Regions from separate parts of the Homo sapiens genome. Here region 2 is linked to region 1. Evidence: chromatin loops called from intact Hi-C (ENCODE). Cell type or tissue: heart right ventricle. All regions are shown on one strand. Each heading gives the region's core, and the rest is flanking DNA. Links, peaks and the distances in the headings are about the cores only. Region 1 overlaps RGMA (repulsive guidance molecule BMP co-receptor a). Region 2 holds the start of LINC01581 (long intergenic non-protein coding RNA 1581).

The links. Hi-C counts contacts between places; a loop is a spot of excess contacts. Peaks named below come from ENCODE experiments on the same cell type or tissue, not always from the same donor. Only the 100,000 strongest peaks of a DNase experiment are listed, where the experiment ranks them.
Region 2: a loop joins it to region 1, with 5 times the contacts of the local background. A loop is called at or near these places in 19 of 110 quality-filtered maps.

Annotation. Positions count from the first base shown.
Region 1 is chr15:93,035,337-93,050,665 of GRCh38, forward strand. It overlaps RGMA (repulsive guidance molecule BMP co-receptor a), which reads right to left. Exons shown (of 4, transcript NM_020211.3): 4 at 1-10,369. The coding sequence ends at 9,662. Among named protein-coding and RNA genes, the nearest start is that of RGMA, 46 kb to the right of the region's middle. RefSeq lists enhancers at 855-994, 5,171-5,340. In heart right ventricle, for the core only: no CTCF peak of the experiment used is centred there; no DNase peak of the experiment used is centred there.
Region 2 is chr15:94,100,000-94,115,328 of GRCh38, forward strand. LINC01581 (long intergenic non-protein coding RNA 1581) reads right to left here and starts at 7,939. Exons shown (of 9, transcript NR_120320.1): 1 at 7,880-7,939. In heart right ventricle, for the core only: no CTCF peak of the experiment used is centred there; no DNase peak of the experiment used is centred there; H3K27me3 peaks cover 765 bases.

The sequences.
Region 1 (15,329 bases), core at 9,640-14,639:
GGGGGCAGTGTTGGACAGGGACCGCTGCAGCTGGGAAGAGAGATTGGGGTCCCCTCTGAATACAGTACAGGCAAGTGGGAATTGATGGCCAAGGAGCAGGGTGGGCTCAGTGGATGGAAAACCTCTTAAGAGGAAACACCTGGGGGGATTCTTGCTGAAGGCAGGCCAGGTGATCAGACGTCCCCTGGAGGCCGTGGGGCATGAAGACCACGATCAGACAGGAAGGGCAATCAGATGTGGAGGGCGGAGGATTCCAGCAAGACCAATTTAGCAGGACTCTTGCTAAAACCGAACAATCCAGAGACAAACACGGAAGCCCAAAGCCCAGGCCTAACTGGAAGGCTCAGGGCGGCCTGAGGAGAGATGGGTCAAGGCGGGGATCATTGTCAGAACTCAGATTCTAGCCCGACTCTGAAGGCCGAGCCTGTCACCACCTCATGCAATGGCTTTCCCTGCGGTCTCCCAAGGGGCTTTGCGCCAGTATGAGCTTATGTAGTTCTTCCCGCTGCCCAGTGATTAAGGCCTAGTCCTGCACCCAGTTGATAGCTAGGGCAGTGAGGCTCAGACACAGCCTGTGGCTTAAGATGAGGGTCAGAGAACCTCCTGTGAGCTCCGTGAGGACAAGGGTGTGCCGCTTCCTTCTGCCACCCGCATCCCCTTCCCTGATGGGCTGGTCACCGTGAAGGGCCCCCTCCCCACACTGCACGTGTAACTCGTGTTGTTACATATGTAAGTATGATTACACGTGTAATCACACATGTGACTCGGTTAGTGTCTGTCTCTCACCACTAGAGGTCAGTCCCGTGAGGGCGGGCACATTCATTCGAGCGACCACAGCTGTACTGCCGACATCAAGCATAGCCCCCCAGCTCATCACGGGGCCTCATGACGTATTTGTTGAATGCCTGAATGTGCCCCCAAATCCAGACTACGACCAGCCACATCGGGGGTGGCCTACAAATGTTTGTGCCAGGAAGGAAGGGAAGAAGGACTCCTCTTGTTTTATGCAACCAACACCCACCCTGGGGCACTTGCCTTAAGGGATTAATCTGAGATCATTAGCAGAGAAAGGGAAGGTCAAGTCCACTCAAGAAGGCGGTTGCCGGAGTTTTCCTGCTCCACCCTGGGGAGGGACCCCTGGCCCCGCAGACCTGGTCCCTGGTGGTCCCGGCCCCAGCCTTGACCTGAGGGCCACTCAGCGGCCCTGCTCATCAAACCGCTCTGATGGAGCCTGCCTGCCCTTTGAGCCCCTCCTCAGTCAGCCTCCCAGTGGGGGCCTGGCCCCACCCTCTGCTCACCCCAGAACCAGAGCCCTGGTTTGACTCCGCCCCTGCTGTGGGGCTCACGAGCATGCCTTGAACACAGGCTGCCTGTGCCCCCTGGAGCGCCCCGCCCCAGCTCGTTCTCTGCCCTCAAGCGAGGAGTAGGTGGGCGCAGTGAGCGGTGGGGTGGACGCGTGCTCTCCTACCAGACCCTGCTTGTAACCTGGAGTGGGTCAGTTGGCTTCTCTTTGCTTCTGTCTGTCCGTCTGTAAACCAGGGCAATATCTGCTTTCTAGGGTTTTTGTGAAATTTGACAAAGCAATGCAGGACTCGTTTCTATTTCCCAAGGAGGTAGACGTGGTGTCCAGAGGACGACAAAGATGGCAGCTCACCATGCACGTGGACCAGAGCCCACTCCATGGCTGGGCGAGCTGGGCAGTGGGTGACTGGCAGGAAATGGTCAGCTTGGAGGAACGGTGCCCTCGAGGTGGTCAGTAACGGGAGGGCTGAAGAGAACAGCGGCCAGTTACTAAGAGCACACGGTGGGCCGGCCGCCGCGCTGCATGCATTACATTTCATCTTCAGGACCGCCACGTGAGGGAGGTGGCGTCATTGTTCCCTCACAGCTGAGATAGCTGAGGCTGCAAAACAAGGAAAACCCACCCTTTTCATGCAGCCAGTAGGTGACAGAGCTGGGAGCCTGGATCGGGTCTGGTTCTGGAGCCCGGGCCCTTCCTTCGGTCTGGGTGTGTCTGTGCCCATGCCACTGTCCATCCCTGGCCATCCAGGCCCGTGAAACACAAGGTCCCTCCCCCTAGGCCAGGGCGTGGCGGGGTAGGGTGGGGCTGGTCCAGTGGACAGAGCTCTTGCATCGTTTCCTTGACGGGGTGCTTTGGGGACTGCTGCTTCCCATATTGCCAACTGCCTTATGTCCTTTACAGTCCTGCGGTCAGCATGGCCCCGAGCCAGCTCACCAGGGTAATAAACTGCCACAAGCCCCTTCTCTGTAACAGCTGACGCTGGCCTTGTTGCACAGATGGAGCTCAGAGTGAGCTCAAAACCAATTCCCCAGACAGTGTCTGAACACGTCTTTGTTCTTCTCTGGGCAGATCTGCTTGGCCAGACACATTCTGCTTTGGCTGAACGGCCTGGAGAGGGCTCCAATTCCTGCTGGGGAGAGCTGAGGGAGCAGGTTTGAGTTCAGATGTGGAAGAATCCAAGTGCCGTCTCAGGGTCACCCTGGGCAAGGACAGGGTGATGCTGGGCGACATGAATGTTTTCGCCTTGGGATCTGGGCTGCCTGGGATCACAGCCCTCATTCCGGAACGCCACTGACATTACGAGCGTGCCTTGCACACTGGCTGCCTGCAGCTGTCTATTAATTCAGACCATCCTGCTAGGACTTTCTGAGAGTGTTAGTTTCTGTTCCTTTGCCTTCAGGGTTCTGCTACTAACACCATGTCTATATCTTAGGGAGGGAAGGATTAAAAAGTCGAAATGTTGAAAAGCCCTGCAGGATGGGGAAGGTGGCTAAGGAAAGCTGTTGATAGCAGGGTTGGGGGCCTTGGCTGTGCCGATTCAGAAGGTGGTGGTTTCCCAGGGGACAATGGGAACTTCCACGGAATGAGGTCTGTAGACTCCTGGTTAGAGGGTTTGGGGGGCAGGGGTCTTCCCATTGCAGCAAGCTTCTTTCCATTGTTTCAAGGGTTTGGTAAGTAAGGCCAATCAGACCAAAGAGATGTGATTTCTGGACCATACCTGAGATTTGCACACAGGAAAGTGCAGTCCCTGCCCTTGTGTGTCTTGTCTGCTGGGAGACACAGGTATGCGAGGGCGGAGGGTGGACTGTTTCTTCAAGATGCCCTCTCCCCAGTTCTGGCTGGTCAGCCTGGGAGTATGTCAGGGCAGGGGTGGCGTGGCATGCAGGAGCTGCCCCATGGACATTGCCTTAATGAACGAAACTGTTAGTTGTTTTTTTTTTTTTTTTGAGACGGTGTCTTGCTCTGTCGCCCAGGCTGGAGGCTGGAGTGCAGTGGTGCGATCTCTGCTTGCTGCAAGTTCTGCCTCCCGGGTTCACGCCACTCTCTTGCCTCAGCCTCCCGAGTAGCTGGGACTACAGGCGCCCACCACCACGCCTGGCTAATTTTTTGTATTTTTAGTAGAGATGGGGTTTCACCGTGTTAGCCAGGATGGTCTCGATCTCCTGACTTAGTGATCTGCCCGCTTTGGCCTCCCAAAGTGCTGGGATTACAGGCGTGAGCCACCGCTCCCGGCCGAAACTGTTTAATATTGAGTGCCAACTTGATTGGATTGGAGGATGCAAAGTATCGTTCCTGGGTGTGTCTGTGAGGCTGTCGCCAAAGGAAATTAACATTTGAGTCAGTGAACTGGGAGACAGAGACCCACGCTTAACCTGGGTGGGCACCATCTAATCACCTGCCAGCGAGGCTAGGATAAAAGCGGGCAGAGGAATGTGGAAGGGCTAGACTGGACGAGTCTTCTGGCCTTCATCTTTTTCTCATGCTGGCTGTTTTTTACCCTCAAACATTGGACTCCAAGTTCTTCAGCTTTTGGACTCTTGGACTTACACTGGTGGTTTGCCAGGGGCTCTCGGGCCTTCAGTGTCCCAAACCTGCTCCTCCCATGATCTTTCCAGTCATGGTAAATGGCACCACCATTTCCCCAGGTGCTCAGACCCCTGGGGAAGACATCGTGGTCTCCTGTCAAGCTCGCTCTCTCCCCAAGCCCTGTCAGCCCCACCTTCTTATTAGACCCCAAAGGCCATCATTTCTTTTCTTAAAATTATGATTATACTTTCAGTTATGGGGTACACGTGCAGAACGCACAAGTTTGTTACATAGGTATACACGTGCCATGGTGGTTTGCTGCACCTATGAACCCGTCATCATCTACATTGGGTATTTCTCCTGATGCTCTCCCTCCCCCAGCCCCCCACCCACTGACAGGCCCCAGTGTGTGATGTTCCCTTCCCTGTGTCCATGTGTTCTCATTGTTCAACTCCCACTTACGAGTGAGAACATGCGGTGTTTGGTTTTCTGTTCTTGTGTTAGTTTGCTGAGAATGATGGTTTCCAGCTTCATCCATGTCCCTGCAAAGGACATGAACTCATCCCTTTTTATGGCTGCATAGTACTCCATGGCGTATATGTGCCACATTTTCTTTATCCAGTCTATCATTGAGCCCATTATTTCTGATAATCGCTGCATTGCCACTGCCTCAGACTGGCTCCTGACTTCCTCTTTCTTCCCCAGCGGCCCCAAGTCACCTCCATATAGTAACTAGAACAATTCCTTTAATACCCAAGCCAAGGCAGGCCCAGTGGCTCACACCTGTTATCCCAGCACTTTGGGAGGCTGAAACAGACGTCTCGCTTGAGCCCAGGAGTTCAAGATCAGCCTGGGAAAACAGCAAGATCCTGTCTCTCCAAAAAAATTTAACAATTAGCCGGGTGTGACGGCAGGCACCTGTAATCCCAGCTACTTGAGTGGCTGAAGTGGGAGGATTGCTTGAGCCCAGGAAGTGGAGGCTGCAGTGAGCTGTGATTGTGCCGCTGCACTCCAGCCTGGGTGACAGAGTGAGACCCTGTCTCTAAAAAAGAACAATAAAAAGACCCAAGTCGGACACATCATTCCTACACTCAAAGCCCGTGAACGGCTTCCTCTGGCAACTGGAGTCAAACATCAAGTCCTCCCGGAGCCGGAGAGCCCTGCAGTACTTTGGCTGCTCTGTGGCCTCACCTGGGACCCCTGGTCTGTCCACTTGCTACTGTCCAGTGACAGTGGCTTCCCACCATCCCTTAAACTCCCCCTTTGCTGCTGCTGCTCTAGGGCTGTTACACTGTTTTCTCTGCACAGAATGCTCTGTCCGGCTCTGCATGGCTTGTTCCTGAAATTCATGCAGGTGAGCTAGTCGGAGGCCTCCCCTTAACCCCACCACAGATGAATGCCCCTTCTCACCCTCCTGCAATCCAAAATGTGTGTCTCTCGGAACCTCTGGCCCACTTCCCTTTTCTCTGTGGAGCTCGTTACCATGGGACCCTGGGTTTTGTAACTGTGGTTTATTGCCTTGTCTTTCCAATAAGAATGCACAGCAGTCTGTCTGGGTCATTGCGGTAGCCCCTCACACCCCCCTGAACAATGCTGGGTAGACACCCAATAGAGTTATCAAATGGATAAATAAATGCAATTGCAGAGAGGAGGCGGCCACTTTTGGCGGCCTCCATGCGTGGTGCCAGGGCCATGTGCGAGGCCATTGACGAGTGTTAGCTCACTGGATTTCCATACTGACCTCGGGAGGTGGAGACTCACAAATCCATTTTACAAATAAGGAATCTAAGGCTCAAAAAATCCCAAGGAGACCACACAGCTCGCGACGGGTTGAGCCAGTTTTGACGCCAAGTTTGCCTGCAGCCCGAGCCCAAGTGCCACCCCTGCTCCATGCCACTTGCTGGCACAGCTCTGATGACTGTCTCCTGCCTGGCTCTGACGGGTCTCTGCCCAAGTGTTCTGGTAATGATTTTCACCCCCCCGTCTGCCCCCTTCATCGTGACTCTCATTCATTTGTTTTAAAGGCCATTTCTCTCCTGTCCTATAGCCTTGCACATTCTGGTTAGCTAAACAAGAACTCCAGTTCTCGGCAACACATCAGTGAGACAGGATGGGGCGGGGAGAGGCGCCCACCTCCGTGTGCTAATGCATTTACCTCCAGGCCGCAGGCCTCCGCGGAGCTGGCAGCCAGGAACCTCCAGAGGCTCCCAACCTAGCCCGTCCTGCAAGATGAAGCTGCTTCTTGGGAATCTTTTAGCTCAGGATGCTGTGTTCCATATTCACGACGGCATTTCCATGCTCGTGAGGGCAACCAGTAGTAAGTAGCATGGCACTTGGGAAAGAATTCCAGCCGGTTACATTTAGGGTCCTGGAAAAAAAATTCCAAACCAAGAATACTTTGTGGCTAGTGCCATTTAGCATTTTCGTCTAGTAGAGATTTCTTTTTTCTTTTTCTTCTGTGTGCCCTGGCTTCTCAGGAACTGTTCTCTGTGCCGGACGAGCACCAATGGCTCCGCTCCTCCTTGCTGCCTCCCTGAGTCGCTCTGTCCCTGGGACTGCTAAGGGCACGGGGCCTGTAGTGACGGTTCCGGCCGCCAGGGAAGATGCTGGGTACGTTTTGTCCTTTCCAGTCTGGTTCCTGCCTCCCAAACCCAACTCCCGTGTTCTCTCTGGGAGCCCTGCAAGAACAGGGCTTTAGAACGTTCTCCTTTTTTGGCCGGGCACGGTGGTGGCTCACGCCTGTAATCCCAACACTTTGGGAGGCCAAGGCAGGCGGATCACGAGGTCAGGAGATCAAGACCATACTGGTCAACATGGTGAAACACCATCTCTACTAAAATACAAAAAATTAGCCAGGCGTGGTGGTGTGTGCCTGTAGTCCCAGCTACTTGGGAGGCTGAGGCAGGAGAATTGCTTGAACCTGGGAGGCAGGGGCTGCAGTGAGCTGGGATGGTGCCACTGCACTCCAGCCTGGCGACAGAGCAAGACGCCAGACTCCATTTCAAAAATAAAATAAAGTTCTCCTTTTTCTTCAGCCTTCCTGGTCTGCCTGGGATTAATGAACTTGGCCACTCTTGGGACTCCTCCCCTTGCTAGCCTGCAGGTTCACCTCTCCCAAGAGTCCAGGGTCTGTATCGCCCCTTTCCTTCTCCCCTTAACTGATTTATCTTGCTTTGGGATAATACCACCCCCTCCCTCCCCACGACCAGACAAGCCATGTGTGCCCCGCCCTCTCCTAAGCAATTTACAGGAATGAACTCCTGACTCTCCAAACAACTGTATGGGACAGGCACCCCCCCATCTTCCAGAGAACAGCATGCAGGCTCAGAGAGGTGAAGTGACTTGCCCATGGTCACACTGCTGGGGAGGTGGAGAAGCCAGGATGTAGGCTGGCTTAACTGTGCTGCTATTCTGCCTCATGGCATTTAGTTTGAAGAGAAGGGGCTTCAGGACAATACTAACCTAGGTGCACAGGTTGTCCTTCCCGTTGCTAAGGAGCCCTAGGCAAGTCAGTTAATCTCAGAGTCTGTTTCATCGGCAAAATGGGCCTGAATTTCTTCCTGATTCACTGGGTAGTTTGTACAGATGAAATGTGATCACAGCTGCCAATAAACCTGGTCCCACAGTGACGTGGACAGCAGCCTCCTGCAGCACCACTGCTCCGCCCGGGCTATGAGAAGATGGGCACTGGCAGGGAGGGTGGCAGGCAGTCCCAACAGCTGGGGCTCCAGGCTGATAGCAGTGGCTGAGAGGGAGTCATCCCAGATCTCAGGCTATCCCACCCATCTCATCCCAGAGGGCACCATATGTCTCTCCACCACATAGTCACCTGTCTCCCTGACTGTGTTCCACTGTCACTAGAACAAGAGGATCTGGGCCTGCCAAGCTCCAAAGACAGCTCATCGTGAGGAGGAAAAGTGACTTTACAAAAGCAATGTGTGGTGGCTGTTAAACTGCTGCATCTTCTATCCGCCTTCACACCATTCTCACGCACATACACATGCGCACACACATGCCTACATGCACACACATAGGCATGGGCGCACACACAGGCATGCGCACACATGCGTACATGCACGCACACAGGCACGCACACACACAGGCATGCATACACACATGCGCGCACACACACATGCGCGCACACACACACACTTGCTGCAGGGGATCCCACCACCAAAGTCCATCCTCCACCCGCCTCAAGGGAGCCAAAGTCTGTTCAGAAAACAAACTCCAACACGTCTAAAAGAAAATAACAAAAAAACCAAACTTTACTTGCATTTAGCCATTAATAAATAATTTACAGTATGTACACGCGGTGACACTCCACACAGGTCGCAGACACGTGGACGCAGTGAGGGGTCCCCACTTCCAAGCAGAACGTGAGCAAACACAACCAAAATAAAGTGCTTCACTTTTTACTTCCAACATAGGGACCAACTAAAACCAGCAGGGAGAGGGAGGGGCCGGGCCCCGAGCGCCCTCCCACCCGCCCACACACGGTTCTGGCAGAGGGAGCAGGACCTCTTGGAGGGAGGGGGAGACACACGTTCTGCAGCCTCCTGGCCAGTGTATGAGAGGTCCCTGGGGAACAGCAGAGGGGCTGCCGATGGGTGGGTAGGGTGTGGAGCTGTAGGGCTGCTGGCAGGATCACCCTCCAGGGCCTGGCTGCACTTTTGGGAGTGAAGCCTGGCTTTGTGCTGTGGGCACAGCAGCACAGGTGGGACTGTTCTGGGCCCCTGGATGAGCACCCTGGGCTGAAATGAGGCGGGAGCCAGCGGCAAGTCTCTCCTGGCTGTGTGGCCACAGGGCTTAAGGGAAGAGATTAGAGGTTGAAGACCCTGCCAGGGATGCTCAGAGCTGAGAGTCCTAAGACCCTGCTCCTCTCCCCAGACTCCAGACGTGGATGGACCGGGCTGGGGGCTCTTGGGGTTGTGAGGAGGAAGCAGAGGATCAGGGCAGGCCAGCTGGCCCCATCCACTGGGTCTCCTGCCACACCCTGGGGCCCAGGCACCCCTGCCCAGGAGCTCTTGCATCTGCAGGAGAGAGAGGAACAGAAGTCAAGGATCTCTTCTCTGTTTAGACATTTAGAACCAAGCACTTCGACTTTCTAAGCACAGGGTGGAAGGGGCAGGGGCCCAGGCCAGAGACGGGCAGCTGAGCAGGTGCCTGAAAACCGGGACCTGCACTGGTACCCACAGCAGCCAGGTGAACATGGGCAGGGAGGCCACAGGCCAGAAGGCACCAGGCGGGCACGACCTACTGGCCAAAAGGTTCCAGCAGTCTGCTAAGGTGCCAAGCAGCGCCCCGGGGTTGCCCTGCCTGGGGCCAAGCCCCAAGGATGCCTCCCTGTGTGGCTGGGGTGTCCCCGCTGGCCTAGGGGGATCGAGTGTGCTCTCGTGTAAGAGTGTGTGCGTGCGTGTGGCGGGCACAGGGGGCCCCACGGATCGGCGAGCAGCAGTCGGCCGGGCCTTTCAGTGCATTGCGAGGGGGAAGGAGCTGACTCTGACGGTTCCCAGTGTGTCTCTGGTGGGGGTGGGGGGCTTCAGCCTGAGGGGATGTTTCACACATTCACACTGCAGGGGCGGGGCGAGGGGAGCTGCTCTCCCTCTCACACAGCTCTACTGTCAAACATCATGGCACCAGTCACCACAACCTTGTCACGTGCACTAGAAGGGGAGGGGTCCGTGCCTGAGCCCTTGGCAGCAGGCGGTCCCTGGCGTTCTGCGGGGCCATGGTGGACACGCCAGGAGATCTGCACCCCGTGGGCGGTCCCAGCCCACACATGGGGAAGCCGAGAGGACGGAGCCCGCGCCTCCCTCCACATCTACGCGTCTAGCAGAACACAGGGAGCAGGGCCAGGAGCGGGACGAGGGCGCCCAGGAGGGGCCGGGGGGCCAGGGGCAGCCCCGCAGCCGCCCTGCCTGGCAGGTCCCGAGTCCTCTCATACAGGTGCAGTTTGTCTTTGTTGGAGTGGAGCATCTTGACATCCTCCAACGCGTAGTAGGCGGCCAGTGTGAAGTTCACGTCGCCCGTGGTGAGGAGGTCGAAGACGCAGGCCTGGTAGTACAGGTCCTCCACCGGCAGCTTCTCCTTGCACTTGGCCACGGCTGTCTCGTATGGGAAGGTCTCGGGGGCTGTGGGTGCAGGGCTGGCGGCTGCCAGCCTGCGGGCACCGGTGCCCTCAGCATTGGTGTGGAAGGCCTGGAAGTCGATCTGCTGGTTGAGGGGGCAGCCCCGCAGGCAGAGGTAGAGACCCTGGCTGTCCCAGTCCTCCACAGCATTGACCACTTCCTCTGGCATGCGGACGGCAAAGGTCAGGTAGCGGCCCACCTGGCGCACCACGATGGTGGTGCCGATGTACTTGGCCTGGATCTCCACGTGCTGGCCTGACACCTTCTCAGTGATCTTCAGGCTGTTGGCCCCGTGCTTGTCCCCACCGTTCTTAGAGCCATCCACGAAGGCGGCCGGGAGCTCGTCCATCTCAGCCTGGTACACCTTCTGGTCCACACACTCCTGGAAGTTCTTGAAGATGATGGTGAGCTGCCGGGGAAAGGGGCAGAGGAGAGTGGGTGAGGCACAGTGGGAGGAGGCACAGCCCCACACTTAAGATGCTCTAGACTGAGAGGAGGGCAGGAAGGATCCCCAGGGATGCCCCAGACACTCCCTTCTCCAGGTTGGACAGATCAGTTCCACCTGCGCAGCTGTGCACTTCACATTCTTTCAATGAAAACAACTTGCCCTTTTTACTTTAAAAAGTGACTTAGAAAAATGTTAGACCACTACCCTAAGTAGAAAACTAGCTCTTTTACTATATAGGGAAGTGAACCAGAAAAATAAAAGCATAGATAATTAAAAATAAAAGGTCAAAAGCCCAGTGTGGTAGGCTGAATAATGGCTCCCAAGAAGAACATGCCCTAATCCCTGTAACTTGGGAATGTTCCCTTAGATGGCAAAAGGGACCCTGCAGATATGATTAGGTTAAGAACACTGAGATGAAGAGATTATTCTGGATTACCTGGGTGGGCCCTAGATGGAATCACAAGTATCTTTATAAGAAGGAGGCAGAGGGAGATTTGACTAACTAGGACAGAGGAGAAGGTGATGTGCTCAACAAGGCAGAGATTCGAATGATGTGGCCACAAACCAAGGGATGCTGGCAACCACCAAAAGCTGGAAATGGCAATGAATGGATTCTCCCCTGGAGTCTCCAGGACCAGCCCTGCTGATACCTTGATTTTATCCCCACGAGACATATTCCCAACTTCCGGCCTCCACAATTATAAAACATTTCTGTTGGTTTGAACCACTCAGTTTATGCTAATTTGCTACAGTGGCGATAGGAAATGAATATGGTTTGCAAACATCATCTTGCATAATGACAGTGGTACTGGAGCACAATTCCTGACAAAGGACCCAAGCAAATGTCTGAACATTACAGCAGGTGGAATGGAGGGAAATGATGCTCAAAGAAAGAATGAATAGGGCAAAATCCATGCAAGCAGGCAGAGGCAAGCAGAAGCCACTGTCCCAAGGCTGCTGAAAGGGGTCCCCAAGCTGGGTCATGGAGGAGGGGAACAGGAAAGGAGCAAGGTGCTGGTCGGTAAAAGGGAGATGGAGGTTCCAGGCTGAACGGGCAGCCTTGGCCGGGGCTGGAGCAGGGAGGCTCCTTTCTGCTGGAGCCTGTGGCCAGGGGTGAGGGGCTGGACTGAGCTGCTGGAGCAGCAGCTGGCTGGGTGGCACTGTTCTCCTGAGAGCCAGACACAGAGGCATTGGCTGCATACAGCATGCTAAGCACTGCATGTATTACTTCCAGTCTCGTGTGACACTGCAAGGGTCGGTGACATTACTCTCAATTTTCCGGATGAGAAAATGTAGGCTCAGAGAGAGGCAGTAACTTGCCTAAGGTCACACAGCCAGCAAGAGGCAGAGCTGGGATTAGACTCTGCGTTTCCAGACTCTGGGCTCTCTTGGCCACAAGCCCATAGGGTGGGAGGCCTGAGAGGAGGAGGGCCGGTGGCCAGGGGAGCAGGTGAGTTTCCTCTGCCGTCCGCGTCCTGGGTGGCGTCTGGCTGTTCTTTCCTCCCTAACCCTAAGCAGGTTTCTGGGTTGGAAACAGAGAAACTGGGAGAGAAAAAACCACCCCTTCTTCCACTCCTTTCCCAGGTGTCAGCTGTTTTGCCATGGGAGCTCTGGGTGCCTTGGTCCCCCTGGACCAAGGGCAGCTGGAACCTGGACTCCCAGCCTGAAGCCACGAAGGGAGGTGGGGCAAAGGGGACAAGGTGGCACCCAGGCCTTTTGGGACCTCCTGCTAAAATCCCACCTTTATCTGCTGCACTACCCTCTCCCAGGCCCGGCAACTACCCCCACCACTAAGCCCCAACCCCTCACCCCTCTGTAGGTCAGGGCTCATCCCTCCCCACCCAGGAGAGGGTGTGGCCAGCTAGCTGGCTGGCTGACAGAGCTCCCAGGGGATCCCACCCCAACCTGGCCTCAGAGGGTCTGCAGGCTGAAGGGGTCTGAGCAAGGGGGAGCTGCTGATGACATGCACAGCCGTTCTCTGCCTGGGCACTTGGGGGAGGCATGAGGACTGCCTGCCGGCTCTCTGGGTAGAGGGCAATGCCGCCGCGTGCCAAGGGAGTTTCTGGCCTAACAGCAGATGTGTGGCGAGGGCACAGTGCGAGGTGCTAGAAAGCAACAGGAAATAACAAGCTGCTCTGATGGGGAAGGGCAGGCAGGGAAACCACAGAAGGACCTCAGCTCAGGCAGGAGAGTCGCAGGAAGGTGGAAGGTGGGGTCTGGCCAGGAATGCAGCATGAGGCCATCCTGTTCTCTGGGGCCCGGAGGCCAGGGGTGCAGCAGAGTGGCCTGTTTGGGGCGGGCTGGCCCAGGGTCATGGCCTCAGGACCAGGTGCTAAGAGGCCTGAGGCCTGGAAAGGGGTTCCAGAACCTTCTAGGTAATACAAGCCAGTGGGGTATTCAGAGCCACTAGAGGTGCCCCTGGCCGTGTTGCTGTGGCTTTGTGGGTTCCCCATATTGGCATAAGATTTCGGGATGATGAGGTGGGGAGAACTGGTAGCCTGAGGGGTGTGGAACCCCCGGAAGAACAGAGGGAGACCCTAGGCCAAGGCTTCTGAAGAAGGAAAATGTGTTAGTCAGGCAAGGCTGGGAGGAGCTGAACGAGGGGCAGGCTGCTGGAGGACTTTACAAGAAATGGCGGTCTTCTCATGAGCCCGTTCATCTTGGGCACCCGGCGCTGTGCTTTCTGTGCCTGATGGAGGCTGCGGAGGGTCGGGGCTCTGCGGGAGTCCATGCAGCAGCACCAGGAGGACCCCAAGCGCACAGTTCCTTGAGGACCGGACTCGATTTCCTCGCATCCCTTCCTACAGGGGTCCCAGCCTGGCCGCAGGACACGGCACACTTCCCATTTGCCGTGGGATGTCAAAGGTGGCTGCGGCTGCAGCCTCTCCATCCAGCATGGAGCCCTAAGCCTCGAACCTGATGAGATTGCTGCTACTCTACCATTCCTGACCTATGGAAACGGCAACTTCATACGGTTCAGCCTCCTACTTCTTCCTTCTTTCCACCCACTGGCCAGCCCACCTCGGTGGGGAGGCCGCCTGGGGGTGCCGGAGGTGGGCCAGCCAGGGTGGTCTGGGCCGTGGGTGGTCCTGCCATGGGGGGAGGATGGGGGACTCTGGTGTCCCTGCCTGGTGTGCAGGGCCACACAGACACTGGGGGTGGGGGGGGGCGGCGTCCTGCTTTCCAAGTGCCATCAGTCTCCCTGGAACAGGAAAGGCTGGTTTCGCTCTAACCACCATCTCTCGCAGAGACAGCCTCCTGGAAGGCTGACAGGCTGCTTGACTCTTCTTGGCACCGGTGCCAGGGACTCAACCGCAAGTAACAGCATGAAGGGGGCCTGTCGAAAGCTGGCGGCTCGCTGCCAACACAGCCACGGGCGGGCTGCCGCTCCTGTCTCTGCTGCTCCCCCTTCTGAAGGGGTCCTGGCCCTTTCCACTGCACCGGGCACGAGGCAGAGCCCAGGCTGCATCAGCTACTATCTACGGAGCACCACCTCCATGCCAGGCCTGGTGCTGGGGGCTCGGGGTACACGAGGGAGAAGATCCCTATGCTTCAGGGGGTCGCAGACTAAGCAAATGAATCATGCAGAGGGACAGGCTGGCAAGTGCTATGGGGAAAACTAACCAGCGGGGAAAGGAAGGGGAAGGCGCAGGACTTGAGTTCCTGTCCTCTCCTGAGTCTCAGTTTCTTTGTCTGTAAAATGGGTATCAGCAGCACAGATGGGAAGAGGGTGATGGAGCAGGAGGCTGGGCACAGAAGGCTGTCCCACGGGGGTAAGACACTGGCTAAAATGTCCACGTAGAAAACACTAGATCTTGATCGTCCACAAGAACAGAGGGATTGGCTGATTGGCTGATACTGCCAGTATCATGAGAAACAAATAAAGGCCCCTAGTGATGCCCGGGTGTTTGGGGGCAGCTTCATGCACACACAGCTTGCACACGGAGCTTCTGCACAGGAAGGCAAATCTCATAGCTGCAAGGTCAGGGTCAGGCCAGGCAGGGGCTGGACACACTCTGGGAAGCCTGAGGAGAGGCCCTCAAGGGCAGGTGTGCAGGGACAGATGGAGTCTCTGGCTGCCTGAGAGGGGAAAGGGGAGTGGGTTCCAGTGGGTGGTAGAGTCTGGCAGGCCCAGAGGGCTCTGTTGGTGGTAGTCGAGGTGGTCACAGAAACCCAGAGGCCTCATCATCTTGGAGATGAAAGTCCCTTGCCTTTCCCTGCTCCCTGCAGACACCAGGCTGCTCTCCCACTCCGCCTGCTTTGGATGTCGACTCCTCTGTTCCTCCATCCGGAAACTTGCGCTGTGCTTCAGGGGCGAGCTTGGTGGATGGGCTCCCCAGTTCTCTGGACAGAGCCAAGGCTCCCAATGGCCTTCAACATCCTGCTGCCCCAGCCTCCATCGCCAGCTCCCCTTTGCTGGTCTTTGCTCTTCACTAGCCTGGGAGCTTCTGGGAGGGAGGGCAACAACTAGCTCAGAGGCTGGCACAGATGCAACGTCTGTTAAGTGTTTGCTCCATCAATGAGTGAACAAACACACCTGAGTAACGGAGGCCTGACAGACAGGCGGGGGCAGGCCAAAGGTGCCTGAAGCCAGCCACCGACGTTCTCACCGGGGGACCACAATACCCCAGTCTGGCCCGAGTTCTGAGACTGACTTGGCCACAGACACTGACGCTGTCACTGTCTGGCCTCCAGCAGAGCCTGGTTGACAGGGCTGAGCTCTCAGCCTGCTGAGATCAAAGGTGGCCTTCGGTTGCAGCAGAAATGGGCTGGGTTGGTGAAGCTCTGCTTCATACTCTTCTGGAAGCCTCCATGCTGGGATAGGAAGGGAAGTTCTCCCTCCACTGCTCCACCCCGTCACATCACCCCCATCCATAATGGGGGCAGCAGCCCAGCCTCCCTGCACACAAATCACAAATCC
Region 2 (15,329 bases), core at 4,991-9,990, 1.1 Mb after region 1:
GTTAGCAACAAACTGAGGCCATCAGTCTTGTAACCTACAAGGAACTGAATTCTGGTAACAACCATGTCAACTTAGAAGTGCATCTTTCACCAGCTGAGCCTTGAGGTGAGACTTCAGCCCTAGCCAATACATTGATGGCAACTTTATGAATTTCTGAAGCAGAAAATATAGCCAAGTCAAGTCCAAACCCCTGACTCACAGAAACTTTGAGATAATAAAAGAAAAAGAATGGATAGGCCACATAGGGGTAGGAGTGGTGGGGAACTGTGGAGTGGAGCCGCTCCCAGATACAAGATCTCCTGATCCTCAAGTGGCACCCTGTTGAGGATTTACCTTCCATCCATGGGGAAGTAGAAGCCAAGGGCGTATTCTATAGAGGAGGGCAACTACCTCTCAGCTTGAACTCAGGACTCTAATCATTCCTCAAGTCCTGGCATGTAACAGGGGCACTGTGGGGAACGAGCCATGCTCCCTTTAGGTTCATCAGCATTTAGCCAGGAAGAGTCACACATGACTGTGCTGGACCAAGGAAAGCCTGCAGTTTCATATTCTAGATGGTGTGTGTGTACACGTACTCATGCACACACCACAGGGTGAATTAAAAGGGCTCAGTCACAGAATAACTATGTTGATATCTGCTGAGAAAAGCAGTCTCGTGTACAGTCTTCTGACCCTCCTTGGCCACATAAGAATGGGCCATGAGCCTGGAACACTTCCTTACCAAGTGTGGGACTATTTTTCCCTGTTTCAGGCTCAATGAGTATCCCTTAGTTCTGCTTAAGTATGTATGTCAATGACCCTCAGGCATGTCTCCAGTTTTCTGTATTTCATATTCCTTGGGGTAGGGGTCAGAGTCCTTCTGTTGTGATGGGAGAGGAGTGTGTTTAGGTAAATTGCCCTACTTGGATGCCAGGGGTTGTGGGGTGGGAACCCTCTGGCCACGGAGGACTGACATGCCATTGAAGCTGATCTGGCTCTGTCTCTTCTCTGTGTAAGTAAAGCGTTGTCCCATCTGGTGCTTGACTGCTTTGTTTTCCTTGGCAACGTCAGTACCAAAATGCAATGGACAGAAGTGTTTGGATGTTTATTCCTGGTGGTTGGCATAGTGTTGATGATCTTCGCTATTCTCCATGTATTTGGAGTCTTTCCCTGGGACTGGTAACTGTTTCACAGTGCACTGTTCCATGATATCGTTTGTTTACTGATCCCAGTAGTCAGGGACAATACCTCTTCATTTTAGTTGGAATTCATTTGTTCAGGAAATGTTTGGGTAGCTGGCTGGTTGCGGCAGACATGTTGTGGTATAGCTTCACGCGTAAACTCAGAAGTCTCTCCCTGGCTAGCCTGTGCCACTGCCCATGGTTTAGAGCCAGGTTTGGGACTAGTACAAGCCATGAAGCACCCAGGGTGTGCAATTTAAGGAGGTGCTTGCTCTCACGTTGTGCAGGTGCTAGCGCCTCACTTGCCTCACCCTAGTCCCACCCTGATTAGTGTAGAATTTCCCAAGAGAACAATAACCCTTCAAATCATTCCAAGAAAAAAATAAGTCCTTTCAGCAAATAAATTTAAGAAATGTTACACAAATTATACACCATTAAGAAACTTACTTGTCGGCCGGGCGCGGTGGCTCACGCCTGTAATCCCAGCACTTTGGGAGGCCGAGGCGGGTGGATCACGAGGTCAGGAGATCGAGACCATCCTGGCTAACAAGGTGAAACCCCGTCTCTACTAAAAATACAAAAAATTAGCCGGGCGCGGTGGCGGGCGCCTGTAGTCCCAGCTACTCGGGAGGCTGAGGCAGGAGAATGGCGTGAACCCGGGAAGCGGAGCTTGCAGTGAGCCGAGATTGCGCCACTGCAGTCCGCAGTCCGGCCTGGGCGACAGAGCGAGACTCCGTCTCAAAAAAAAAAAAAAAAAAAAAAAAAAAAAAAAAAAAAAAAAGAAACTTACTTGTCAAAACTCTCTATTTAAACTTTAAGAAGTCTAAAAATGAAAGAAACCTGCTTAACTTTGCCTAAGCCAGCCCTTTCCAAAATTTTGGCTGATTTTTTTGTTTTTGTTTTTTTGCAAAGAATTTGTATTGAAATCCATTAAGTACACTCTGGGAAGTGCTAGGTTTCAGTTATGTTAATATGGCTTTAAGAATCATCAAACAAATGCCTCCCAGAATCTAACTGGTGTGCTGCCGATTTGGATAATTTCCACTTAACTATTTATGAAATCATGTAAAAGAGGCTTCCTTCCATTATTCCAGGGTCACTCACTCAGAAGTCTCATTCCCTTAGATGCTGTCACACCACTATGATTAGCATATTTCTTTAACTCTCATTATAGGTGTCTCTGTGTAATGAACATTCATTCTCACTGGATTCCATCAATGCTGAACAACTCCAAACCTACCCCCAATTCGGCTTTCAGACTGGCTTTGATCAGCATTTTTATTCATGATGAAATAAATAAGTTGACTTTACGATGAGCAAACTTGCCAATGACATGGATTAGGGAGAAACCAAAGAGCCAATTCATTTGACTCTTGGTTATAATCTTCTGAGGTGCAAAAGTAGCCGAATCTAATGAAGGAAATAAAACCATAATCAACACAAAGCTGTGCTATTGGTTCCAGAACAAATAAACCTATGAAACAAGAAGAGTAGAATCAGAATCGATATGCATAAAATATAGGGAAGTCTAAATATGGCTGAACATATAGGAATCTTTCTAAGAATATAGTGAAAACACACCATAAGGAACCAGGGAATCTTCTATCAATAGAAGTGTTCAAGCAAAATATTGTCTGCTGGGCGAATAACATGAGGCAAAGGATAATGAGTGAATAGGATCTTAAAGGATAAACTATAAGAAGAAAGAAAGGTAGTCTAGTGTAAAGCATGACCATCAGTGGGGCAGGCAGAAACCCCTTTAATCATCATTATACATGAATACAAAAGAGGAATCAAGAAGAAAAACTAGTGAATAAACAAAGTTCTATGATTGCTGACAGGATTAGAGGGAAGGTGCCCTTCCTCAATTTAATTGCAATATTGATTTCCATTAGCAGGCATGCATGCAAGTAGGACGGAAGCTGAAAAGGCACAGTTCACAGAGATGCCTTGTGTGTACACTTAGGGGACTAACTGTGCATAATTTATCTGAGGAGGCTTTTTTTTGGAATGGTTCTAAGAGTTGCTGTTGAAATTCCCACTCCCTCCCTCCCTCCCTCCCTCCCTCCCTTCCTTCCTTCCTTCCCTCCTTCCCTCCTTTCTTTCTTTCTTTCTTTCTTTCTTTCTTTCTTTCTTTCTTTCTTTCTTTCTTTCTTTCTTTCCTTCCTTCCTTCCTTCCTTCTTTTTTCTCTTTCTTTCTTTCTTTCTCTCTTTCTTTCTTTCTTCTTTTTTTCTTTCTTTTGCCTGTGAATCAAATCTAAAGTCTCCAGCAGAGTTTCTTTGTGATGAACTCCTCTCCCTGACACTAGAGACACTGTCAATCTCTAGGAAATGGATCCAGACGCCAAATACTGGGCATGGAGCTCATGCCCATGGTATGGTAATCAAGGGAAGAATTGGAATTGCACAAAGAGAGAAAAGGCCCTGCTTCACAAGCTCAATGACTTCTAAGAAGAGAAGGCAGACCTGTCATTCTCTATTGCCAGGATGTCTAGAACAGGAGAAATGGTGTTTGGTGGTGGAAGAGACTGGGTTAAGCCAAGGGAGAATTTCTTTATTAAAAAAAAACAAAAACTGATACTGCCCCATGTTCCTGGGTGCCTTAGGTATAAATTTTGAGGTTATCTGGATGAAATGCAGACCATCTCTTAGGGATTAATTTCTTGAAGTTTGCACATTCCTTCAGCATTGTTTGTGACATGATAGGATTCCAGCTCAAGGGCTCTAACAAAGTAGGTAATTCCAACATAATCCCCTTTCTTTAAATGAACTTCTAGAGATGATGCTGTGTCCCCTGAGATCACATGAGATGCAGCTTAAACCATTCCTCATCTGGAAAGAGTGGAATAAATAAAATAAATCATAACTGTTTGCATTTCTTTCCAAACAGAAGATTCCGTAAGATGGTGTATAAGAGGTTTTAACCAGGAAGTGTGAGGAAGAGAAGCCATAAATCACAAGCACAGTCTATGCACCAGGGTCCTGAATAACCTCAGCCTTGTCCTCTGAATGCCTGGAATTCAATAGCACACTGTGTGTGTGTGTGTGTGTGTGCATGCACGTGTGTGTGTCTGTGTGTGTTGAAGATGGAGGATAGGAAGACAGATAATGGGAGCATCCCTAATATGGTTTGGCTGTATCCCCACCCAAATCTCATCTTGAATTGTAGCTCCCATAATCCCCATGTGTTGTTGGAGGAACCCAGTGGGAGGTAATTGAATCATGAGGGTGGTCTTTCCTGTGGGGTTCTCATGATAGTGAATAAGTCTCATGAGATCTGATGGTTTTATAAAAGGGAGCTCCCCTGCACACGCTCTCTTGCCTGCCACCATGTAAGACCTGCCTTTGCTCCTCCTTCACCTTCCACCATGATTGTGAGGCCTCCCGAACCATGTGGAACTGAGTCCATTAAACCTTTCTTTCCTTTATAAATTACCCAGTCTCAGATATGTCTTTATAGCAGCATGAGAAAGGAATAATACAAAAACTCAAAATTCTTACATACTTCTTTTGCTGGGAGGAAGGCACGGGGGAAGAGGAAGGGCTGGACCTTCTAGGTAAGCATCAATGTACATATTGCAGGATGATCCTGATGTGTGTGATGGTGTTATAACTGGAAGCAGAAAGGATGTAGCATAGAACTGTGGCCCTGTGGAGCAGGGTTGGCTACCTACAAGTTATGGGCAGCTCAGGCAGTTGAGTTGTAGTGAGAATCTCAGAGGATCTGGTCTCAACAGGATAATCTGCAGTTCTAGGAGGCCTGTGTCTTCAGGGGTGTTTCTGTGTGCAATCCTTGGGGGATTCTATTGCCATGCTTTCCCAGAAACATTCTATCTATTGAATAAAAAAGAAAGTGGGGGTTCCCTTAAGGAGCAAGCAAAATGTCCCTCAATATACTTGGTCAGGGATACCCTGGAAAACTCTTAACTGCACCTTGTGGTGTTGTCCAGGATAGCAACATCTACTGAACTTCCTTTTTGCAAAAGGAGATAACAGTAAGGTGTGTGTGTATGTGTGTGTGTGTGTGTATATATATATATAAATAAATATATATAAATATATGTAAATATATATAAATAAATATAAATATAAAATATATATAAATATATATAAATAAATATATAAAAAATATATATAAATATATATTAATATATATAAATATATATATAAATATATATATTTAATGTACACATGTAAAATCACATTTTGCTTGTAACTTTTCTCTCCAAAAGGATTATCCATTCTTTTTGGCAAGGAGAGTGATATATTTTTTTGGAAAGAAAAGTTACATGTAAAATGAATAAAATTACTACCAGACATAAAAAAGTAGCTGCCTTTGTTTCCCATGGAATATTCCTGGCTCATGTAAAAATCTATTTTGAGGTGTCTGTGACCATGCCCTAACATCATCTGCAATCCTGAGTTTTCTCTCTGTTTATTAAATGTTCATGGCTCTTAAGAGAGCCAGGGCATACAGAAAAGTTAAAAGTGTGCACTTGTTCAAAAATGGATTTGAAAGAGAGGAAGAAATTCCAAAACTAATGATCATCAGTATGATTTTGCTTTTGGGTACAAGAGCCTGAATTATTGTCTGTCCTTGAAACCGACACTTAAGTGTTTATTAGCCTGGGCGGGTGCATGTTCCCTGACTAAGATGTTTCTTGAATGCCAAGGACTAGAGTAGCCTGTGCACAATCCAATCTTCCCTCATTATTCCTAGAAGATCCTTACAGTCACCTCAAGAGCTCTTGTTTTTCTCAGCCCAGCAGCTCTGATTTCCTTATTCTGTCACCAGTCAGATCTCTTCCCTGAAGTGACAGAGTCGGGGCAAGCTGTGAGGCATGTTGATAAAAGGGTGCGTTCCTATTTGAGCAGACAGGATGAAGGTGATGAAATAGAAAGGCATCCTTTCTGCTGCTCTGAATACCAAGCAGGAAGTCAGAGAGGATCAAAGGCAAATGAAGTCCACAGGATTTATGACAGGTGTGCTCAGGAGAATAGCAATCAGGAGGAGGAGATTTCTTACTCAGGGCAGCAATGGTGGTGGCAGCAGCACTGGGTCAACAATGAAAATGAAGAAAAACCCAGAATGAACACTGCTAGGTGGAACAATGGAGGCGATAAATATGTTCTTATTAGCAAAAGTGACCTTAAAAGAATTTGAATTGAATATACATGAGAATGAGTTCTTGGTGGTGGGATGGGGAAAAGAGAAATAAACCATAGACTCTCTCCATAGAAATAAAGTATACCAGTGCTGTTGGTATGAAGGAAGATGAAGAGGCACAGGCTCCTGACTTCAGTTCTGATGAGGAAATCCTAGAAACATTACCAGGATTTCCATTTCTTTCTTGGTTTGCAACCTAAGACACTAGGATGAGTTTGAAAATATCTTAATTTCTCCATAGAATCACATAATCTATGTCCTGTTTGAGGTTTGAACGTTCCTGTGTATTTTGGGGGTGGGCATGTTTCACTCGTAGAAAAGATTCTTCAGTAAAAACACCAATTTGCAAACCTCATATCAAATAGCGAACACCACAGCGCCAGTCATGAATAAGAATTCCTGCTCTAGGCCTTTACTCCGATCAATAATTGTGAAGGGTCTGAGATTTTATCCTACTTGAAAGCTAACAAATTAGCCTGCACAGTTTCATGGATGTTGGTAGAAAACACAAGACTCCTGGGTCAGAGACAAAAGACTATTTAACTCACAGCACAGCAAGCATCATCATCAGCAGCATTATTTGCATCAGTTTCCCTTGTCCACCAAGTCCCATGGGGCAGTGCAAACAAGACCAGATAGCTTCATGCACATAAGGTGCCCTTATCACAGGAAAGAAACCCTGAGCTGAAGATATCTAAATTTTTTATAATGAGGCGTAAGCATGTGTGTCCTTTGCTTGCAAAAAGTTACTATCTCTTTCTTCTAAGGCTGAACAAACATCCTTTCAATGATAGTACAAAATGAAGACACTCAATGTTTCTTCTCACAAGATGTGCAAAAATGCAAAATACCCATGCAAGATTGTCTTCCAGCAGGTCTTATGTCCAAACTTTACAGAAATTACTTCCCATTCCTGGATCTTATATTTTCATATCTTTAAAGGTATTAAACTGGATCAAATTCAAGGTCATTTCGTGGCAACAAAAACAAAATGATTATTTCTTTTTTTAAAGACCAACCTTGTGAAGATTCTGCTCTTCAAGGTCTTACAATCTCAGGTCACGCTTACCTTCAAATGATCACTGCTGGTTGGCATTTTAAACACAGGCACACACCAATTCAAAGTATCAGTACCTCCACAAGAGTGATGTTTCATTTCTAATTTTTTGTGGGAAAGCCCAGTAAAGTGGAAGGTAATATTGGGAGGAAAACTGAGCTGTGATTGAAGCAACACATATATCTTATTTCTTCTACCATCTCAGATTAATTGTAAATGCATTTTCTTTAATCCAAATACATGGAAAATAGACTGTGAGTGTAATCTCTGTTGAAAATTTCCTTACTTTTAATCTTTTCCCCTCACTCTCATTGTGAACTTGTTCTGGGAGTGAAATAATTTGTTGAAATAGAAACTTTGCAAGAGAAAGTTTGCTGATTCCTGCAAAAGAAGCCAGGTCATTAGGCAAAGACCTAATGCATCTGCTACCAGTGGCCTTGGTAACCTGCCAGTGTAAACCACAAAGTGCTCATGATGGTAGTGGCTTTCTGATACCTGTGATCTGGACAGCCATGCTAGTCTGCTGACACTGGATTCAGAAGGGTCACCTTTCATGTCTGGGTTTCCCCGACAACGTCAAAAATGCCACTGTTCCAGCTTTCAATTCCATAGAACCCTTGTCTATTAGGGTTTCAAAGCTCCATGAAAATCATTCATATTGGCAGGGCGCAGTGGATCACGCCTCTAATCCCAGCGCATTGGGAGGCCGAGGCAGGTGGATCACCTGAGGTCAGGAGTTCAAGACCAGCCTGGCCAACATGGTGAAACCTCATCTCTACTAAAAATACAAAAATTAACTGGATGTGGTGGCAGGCACCTGTAATCCCAGCTAATCTGGAGACTGAGGCAGAAGAATTGCTTGAACCTGGGAGACTGAGGCAGGAGAAGTTGCAGTGAGATGAAATTGCACCACTGCACTCCAGCCTGTGCAACAAGAGCAAAAAAACAAGAGCAAAAAAGGTGTCACACCTTTCCCCAAGGGAAGATTAGCAGAAGTTTACCTAGAAGCAAGCACTGAGGCCTCTGAGTATATAACATTGCCAGAACAGCTCTGTCCTATATCATTCTCGAGCTGGGCTCAGATACACCAACCCATGAGGCCTGGGTTAATTTTTTGCCTAGCTCAGTATTGGTGTGGATGGGTTGTGCCCCGGCCATCATTTTACTACCTACCATCCAATTATAGCTGTCTTCTATCTTTTCTCTATGTTTACTCTACTCTTATAACAGGTTTCTGCCTGTCATCCTCACAATGGGTACCAGATATCACCTTCTTCCTACATGCCTGCCAGAGCCAACATATACAGATACGCAGATTTTGAACTTCAGAATTCAGCAAGGCACCTTCAGACAGACTACTCACAGAGTTTTACGGTGCCCAATCTACACAACCACACCTGGTAGCGTTCCTGGCCTTTGTGAAACAATTTACATGGCTTTGTGCATATAATGCTCACAACAATCCCATTAAGGTAGGCATTATTATCTAAATTCTCACAAGAGAACACTAAGCACAGAGAGGTTACATTCCCCAACGATTCACAGCTACTACATAACCAAGCTAAGAGATATGTCTGGACAACTGCATCTGAGGCTTTCAAAAATTTTTAAAGCCAAATCAGCTTTTGCTCAGTGAAGCGTAAGCAAAAACACAACTAAAACAGAACAAAGTTGAGCAGCTTCCCTCTGATTTGTCCCATCTTCTCTTCCTTCCCCAGGCCCACTAAGGATTCCCAAGGGCTCTTAAATGATCCTTGGTTGCTGACTTTTTCTGGGCTAGACAGAGGAATCCACTGAACCCTTGTAAGGTTATTGTTACAAGGGTATTTGTACAGCTCTTGATAATCTCCTTTCTATACAGTCTAGAGCTTTCTACCTTCTCCCTACAATCAATGCTTCACGTCTCCCAGTTGCTGGCTGCACCTGTTCAATAGACTCTTTTTGTTGAGTTTCACTGAAGCCAAGATAAATGTGCTTCTTTGTTACCATCATCTCATTACAAATCAGACAGAATTCTCCAAGCCCCTTTGAACATGAACATCTGGAATACAGCCTACTTTCCATGCCTGGAGAGGAGCCTTTGAGGATACAGATCCCTCTAACTCCAGGCATTTGGGGACCCAACTACATCTCTCTTTGCACCCTCTCTTCTTGCTTAAATCTAAATAAGCCTCTTGGTCAAAAGCAGAGCCATAGTGCATCAGCACCAAGCTCCTCACTAAGAGAAGGCCTTTTTACTAATTCACAGAGCTCACTTAATGGTGAGGCTGGTTTTAGCCCTTGCAAAGTACATAAGGCATGGAAACATTTTCCCTTCACTTGGTTACCTCCTGACAACCCATAGACCCAAACAGTTCACTAGTCTGCCACTTCTCTGACTCTACAGGATGGGTTGGGTACCCCTCGGTAAACTCAGTCCTTCTCGCATCATAGCATTTAACTCTCTGTCTTGTGGCTCTCTGCGTATTTGTTCCTCCCCAACTAGACTCCCAACTCCAGGAGAAAATGGACTTTATCTTCTTTGTTCAACACTCTACCCATGCCCCTTGCACTGAACCTGACATATAGTAGGTGCTCATTAAAGATCAGTTGAGTGAATGAATTATTGTGAATTATTGGGTTACAAAGTACTAGTTAATGATTTATATTTCTAGTGGTAATAATAACTATGTATTTAGATTGGATTTATTTTTAATTTTTAAACTTGTATTAAGTCTGGGAAGATAATTTTAACTCTCCTCTCAAAAATGTAAGTAACATTTGTTCTTTATTGTTGGGAATAATAATATAAATGGGTTTGAATTCAGTTTGCAATTCAAATAATTGACCATCTGTCTGTATCTGGTTGTAATTTTGAATTTGTCAACCATCTAAGCAGATTTGAATAATCCTTTAATGAATCTTTAATTTGCTTTAAAGAATGTGTTCTATTAAACTTATTCTATCATCCATTGTAAAAAGTTATTTAAATTTTGATGTAAATGTAATGTTTGTGCTTTGTTTAAACAGTCAACAGTCAACATTTCACTGTCTGAAAAACAAGTCTGACAGCAAGTATCTATTTTTATTATTATCAAAAGGTTTCTTTTTACTTTTAAAATATTGAACTTAAATACCAAAATTTTAATTAAATTTGGCAATGTGTACTTTTGCCTTGATGTCACATAATTTTATCTCCTCTAAAATTCCCCAAACTAAAACCCTAAGGTTTTCTTCCTCTACCAAATGTGACTGAGGTATAGAGTTTGAATCTCGGATTACAGTCTTTGTTCTTTGCAAAAGAACCACAGGTGCTATAGGTAGCCTCTTTGATCTCTTCAACTCACAGCCCCTACTTAGGTACCCATAGAGGGAAATATTTGAGAATTGAGTTTTGTCCACTTTGACTTCCCCTTGACAAACTGGTTCTCACATTATTTCCAGAGACAAATATTTTGAAAGTGAAGAACACAAGAGGTCACTAAATATTAGCTTTCAAAGACTTCTAGTCACATGATATTTGCTTGGGTTACCTCTTCTTGGAGTCTATATAAAGAATGATGTTTACTCTTGAACACTCTTCGGTGCTGAGGTGCTGCTGGGCAAAGAAATATGCAGAAAAGAATGTAAACATGGTTGGGGCTTGCTTGGTTTTGTAGATGCAGAAACTTTTGCTTGATTTAGGCAAGTCAGAACACTGAGAAGTAGAGAATGAGAAACACATAAGACTTTAAAGGCAAAAATGGTCTTACATAAAAATCAAAAGAGTAAAACATAACGAACATCTTCCTAACCCAGATTTTACACCAGGTCTGAGTTGATTTCTCACTACAACTTAAGAGTACAGCTACAACATTTTCTACTGGTCTAAAATAACTGAGAATTATTTAATTTACCTTATCCAACAAACATGAAGTGATAGGCCTAGTGAATCAGAGTTTTAAGTCAATTAAGTATAATTTGTAACTGTCAGAAATCTAAGTTAACCATTCAGCCCCTCTCCCTGAAAATATTATTGGATGAAGTTAAACTTGAATAGCTTCCAGTAACTGAATTGTCCCAGATTAGTTCAGTTAACACTGCACGTGTTAAATGCTTATAAACTTTTACCTAAGATTTTTCCAAGGTGGTATGTGCATTTTGCTGCCTTCCTTACACACAGCATTTAAAACATAAACTTAACCTTTTATGACAATTCAAGTCTAAATTGGTATTGTTCTACTGAAAGCAATATGTTAAGATCTCAAACAGTCCAGGCTCAGAGATTTCTCAGCTGTGTGATAGTTGACAAATTATTTAATTTTTCGATCCTCTGCTTTCTTCTTAGTAAAATGAGAAATATACTTACTTGCCTGACTGCCAAAATGTCTGTGAGGGCAGTGAGGCAGCAAATGTGAAGGAAATGTACAAACAAGGCAATATTTTGCAGATACGAGAGCAGGGAAGTATGGGGAGGAGCAGTTAGATGGAAAACTTTATTACAGATAATATTTTGACAAAATTTTCAACTGTTTTTCAACTTTCATTGCTCTATGTAGGATCGTTTTCTTGATAAAGTTACATTAATTTTGTTTAAAAATTATGCCTTTAATTAAAAGAAACTTTTCCATATGTTATTATACTTTTTCTCGTTTGTCAACAAACATATTTGTGTTTTTATCCTCTTCTTATAATTTTTTTCAAAGAACTCTTAACCTAATAAAAAGAATAACATATAATTCTCAAGAGATTTCTATGTGCTAGGTACTATTTTCATCCCCATATTATAGATGAGGAAACTGAGGTACGCAGCCATTAGGTAGCAAAAGTAATTTTCCCAAGAGCAGACAATACAGATGAGCTTCAAGGCAAGCAGCCCGCCTCAGAGCCTATGCGCTTCACCCTTAAACCATCTAACAATTCAAAATTCTGCCATTATCTTTACCATTTCCTTCATCCCGCTTTCCTTACATTTACTCTGCAGGTTTGGGGAAGCACTTGTGATGATTACCTAATTCATTGCATTTCATTCTGTCCTGATAAGAATGAAAACATTTAAGAATGTAACTTATCCTCTAAATGTATCTCATTGCTGTTATTTTCTATATAACATTTATAAAAATTTATAATCACTATCTTCTTTTATTCAGATCAAGAATATCTATTAAATCATTAAATAAAAGTTTGTTGAACAGTTTTTACAATTCTTCAGATTTCATCTACAATTAAAACCAAATTAATTAAATTGTACAAGATCATATCAGTGAACATGGATAATTTGATTTCCTCTTTTCCAATTTGGATGCCTTTTATTTCCTTCTCTTGCCTGATTGTTCTGGTGAGGATTCTAGTACTATGTTGAATAAGAATGGTGAAAAATAAGCATCTTTATCTTGTTCTAGTTCTCAAATGCTTTCAACTTTTCCCCATTAAGCATAATATTGGCTGTGGATTTATTGTATATTGCCTTTATTATATTGAAGTATGTTTCTTCTATACCTAGCTTGTTGAGGATTTTTATGGTGAAGGATGCTAAATTTTATTGAATGGTGGTTTCTGCATATATCAAAATGATCATACGGTATTTGTCCTTAATTCTGTTTATGTGATGGATCACATTTATTAATTTTCATATGTTGAACAATCCTTACATCCCTGGGATAATTCCCACATGATCACGGTGTATTATATTTTTGATATGCTGTTGGATTTAATTTGCTAGTATTTGGATGAGGATTTTGGGTCTATGTTCATCAGGGATATTGATCTGTAGTTCTGTGGTTTTTTGGATGTGGTGTCCTTGTCTGGGTTTGGTGTAGGGTGATACTAGTCTTGTGGAATGAGATAGGGAGAATTCTCTCTTCTTCAATTTCTTTGAATAGTTTCAAAAGGATTGGTATTATCTCTTATCTGTTTGTTTTGTAGAATTCAGCTGTGAATCCATCTGGTCCTGGGCTTTTATTTTGTTGGGAGATTTTTTTATTACTAATTCAATCTTGCTACTCAGTATTGGTCTGTGCAGGAGTTTTATTTCTTTCTGCTTCAATCTCAGGAGGTTGTATGTTTCCAGGAATGTATCCATTTCTGCTAGGTTTTCTAGTTTGTGAACACATAGTTGTTCATAATAGTCTCTGATGATCTTTTGTATTTCTGTCGTATGAGTTGTAATATTACCTTTTTCATCTCTGATTGTATTTATTGGATCTTCTCTTTTCTTTTCTTGGTTAGTCTGGCTAGTGGTTTATCAGTTTTGTTTATCTTTTCGAATGACCTCAACTTTTTGTTTCATTGATCTTTTGTACTGTTTTATAAATCTCTATTTCATTTAGTTCTGATCTGATCTTTGTCATTTCTTTTATTGTGCTAACTTTGGATTTGGTTTGTTCTTGTTTTCTAGATTCTTGAGGTTCAACATTAAGTCGTAAATTTGTGATCTTTCTACTTTTATGATGTAGGTATTGAATGGTATGAATTTACCTTTTAACACTGCTTTTGCTATATCACAGATCTGGGTATGTTAAGATCTCATTTTCATTCATTTTAGATATCTTCAAAATTTCCATCTTAATGATCTTATATCTAGACAACCCTAAACACTCTGCCAAAAAATACTTAGATTTCATAAATGAATTCAGCAAAGTTTCAATATACAAAATCAATGTACAGGAATCAGTAGCATTTTTATACACCAATAACAATCTAGTTGAGGACTGACTCAACAAAGCAATCCCATTTATAATAGCTACAATAAAAAATAGAATGTATTAACCAAGGATGCGAAAGATCTCTACAAGGAGCACTCCGAAACACTGATGAAAGAAGTTGTGGATGACACAAACTAATGGAAAAAGATCACATATTCATAAATTAGAAAAATCCATATCATTAAGATGACCATACTGCCCAAAGCAATCTAAAGATTTGACATAATTTCTATTGAATTGCCAACATAATTTTCACAGAATTAGAAAAAATTTCTAAAATTCATATTAGACCAAAACAAAGCCTGAACAGCCAAAGCAATTCAAGGAAGAAAAAAAAGTTCAAGGTATCACATTACCTGACTTCAAATTATACCACAAGGCTATAGTAGCCAAAACAGTACTGGCATAAAAACAGAAACATGTATCAGTGGAACAGACTAGAGAACCAGAAATAAAGCCACATATGTACAACCAACTGGTCTTGGACAAAGTAAACAAAAATATATGCTGGAGAAAGGACACCTTATTCAATAAATGATGCTGGGATAATTGGATAGCCACATATGGAAGAATGAAACTGGACTTGTACTTCTCACCATACACAAAAAATAATTCAAGATGGATTAAAGACCTAAAAGTAACACATGAAACTATAAAGACCATAGAAGAAAACCTAGGAAAAAAGTCTTCTGGACATTGGCCTAAGCAAATAATTTATTCAAAAGGAAACACAACCAAAAAAAAAAAAATAGACAGATGGGACTTAATTAAGCTAAAAAGCTTCTGCAGGGCAAAAGAAAAGAAATAATCAACAGAACAAACAACCTACAGATGAGGACAAATATTTGCAAACTAAGCATCCGACAAAGGGCTAATATCCAGGATCTACAAAGAACTCAAACAACTCAGCAAAAAACCCAAATAACTCCATGCAAATGTGGGCAAAAGACATTAACAGACATTTTTCAAAGAAAGATAAACAGCCAACAAACATATGAAAAAATGCTGAACATTACTAATCATCAGGGAAATGCAAATTAAAACCATAATGAGATATCATCTTACACCAGTCAGGCCATTATTAAAGGTCAAAAAACAATAGATGTTAGCAAGAATGTGGAGAAAAGAAAACTCTTATACGCTGTTGGTGGAAATGGAAATTACTACAACCTTAATGGAAAACAGTATAGAAATTTCTCAAGTAACTAAAAATAGAACTACCATTTGACCCAACAATTACACTACTGGCATCTACCCAAAGAGAAAGAAATCACTACAACAAA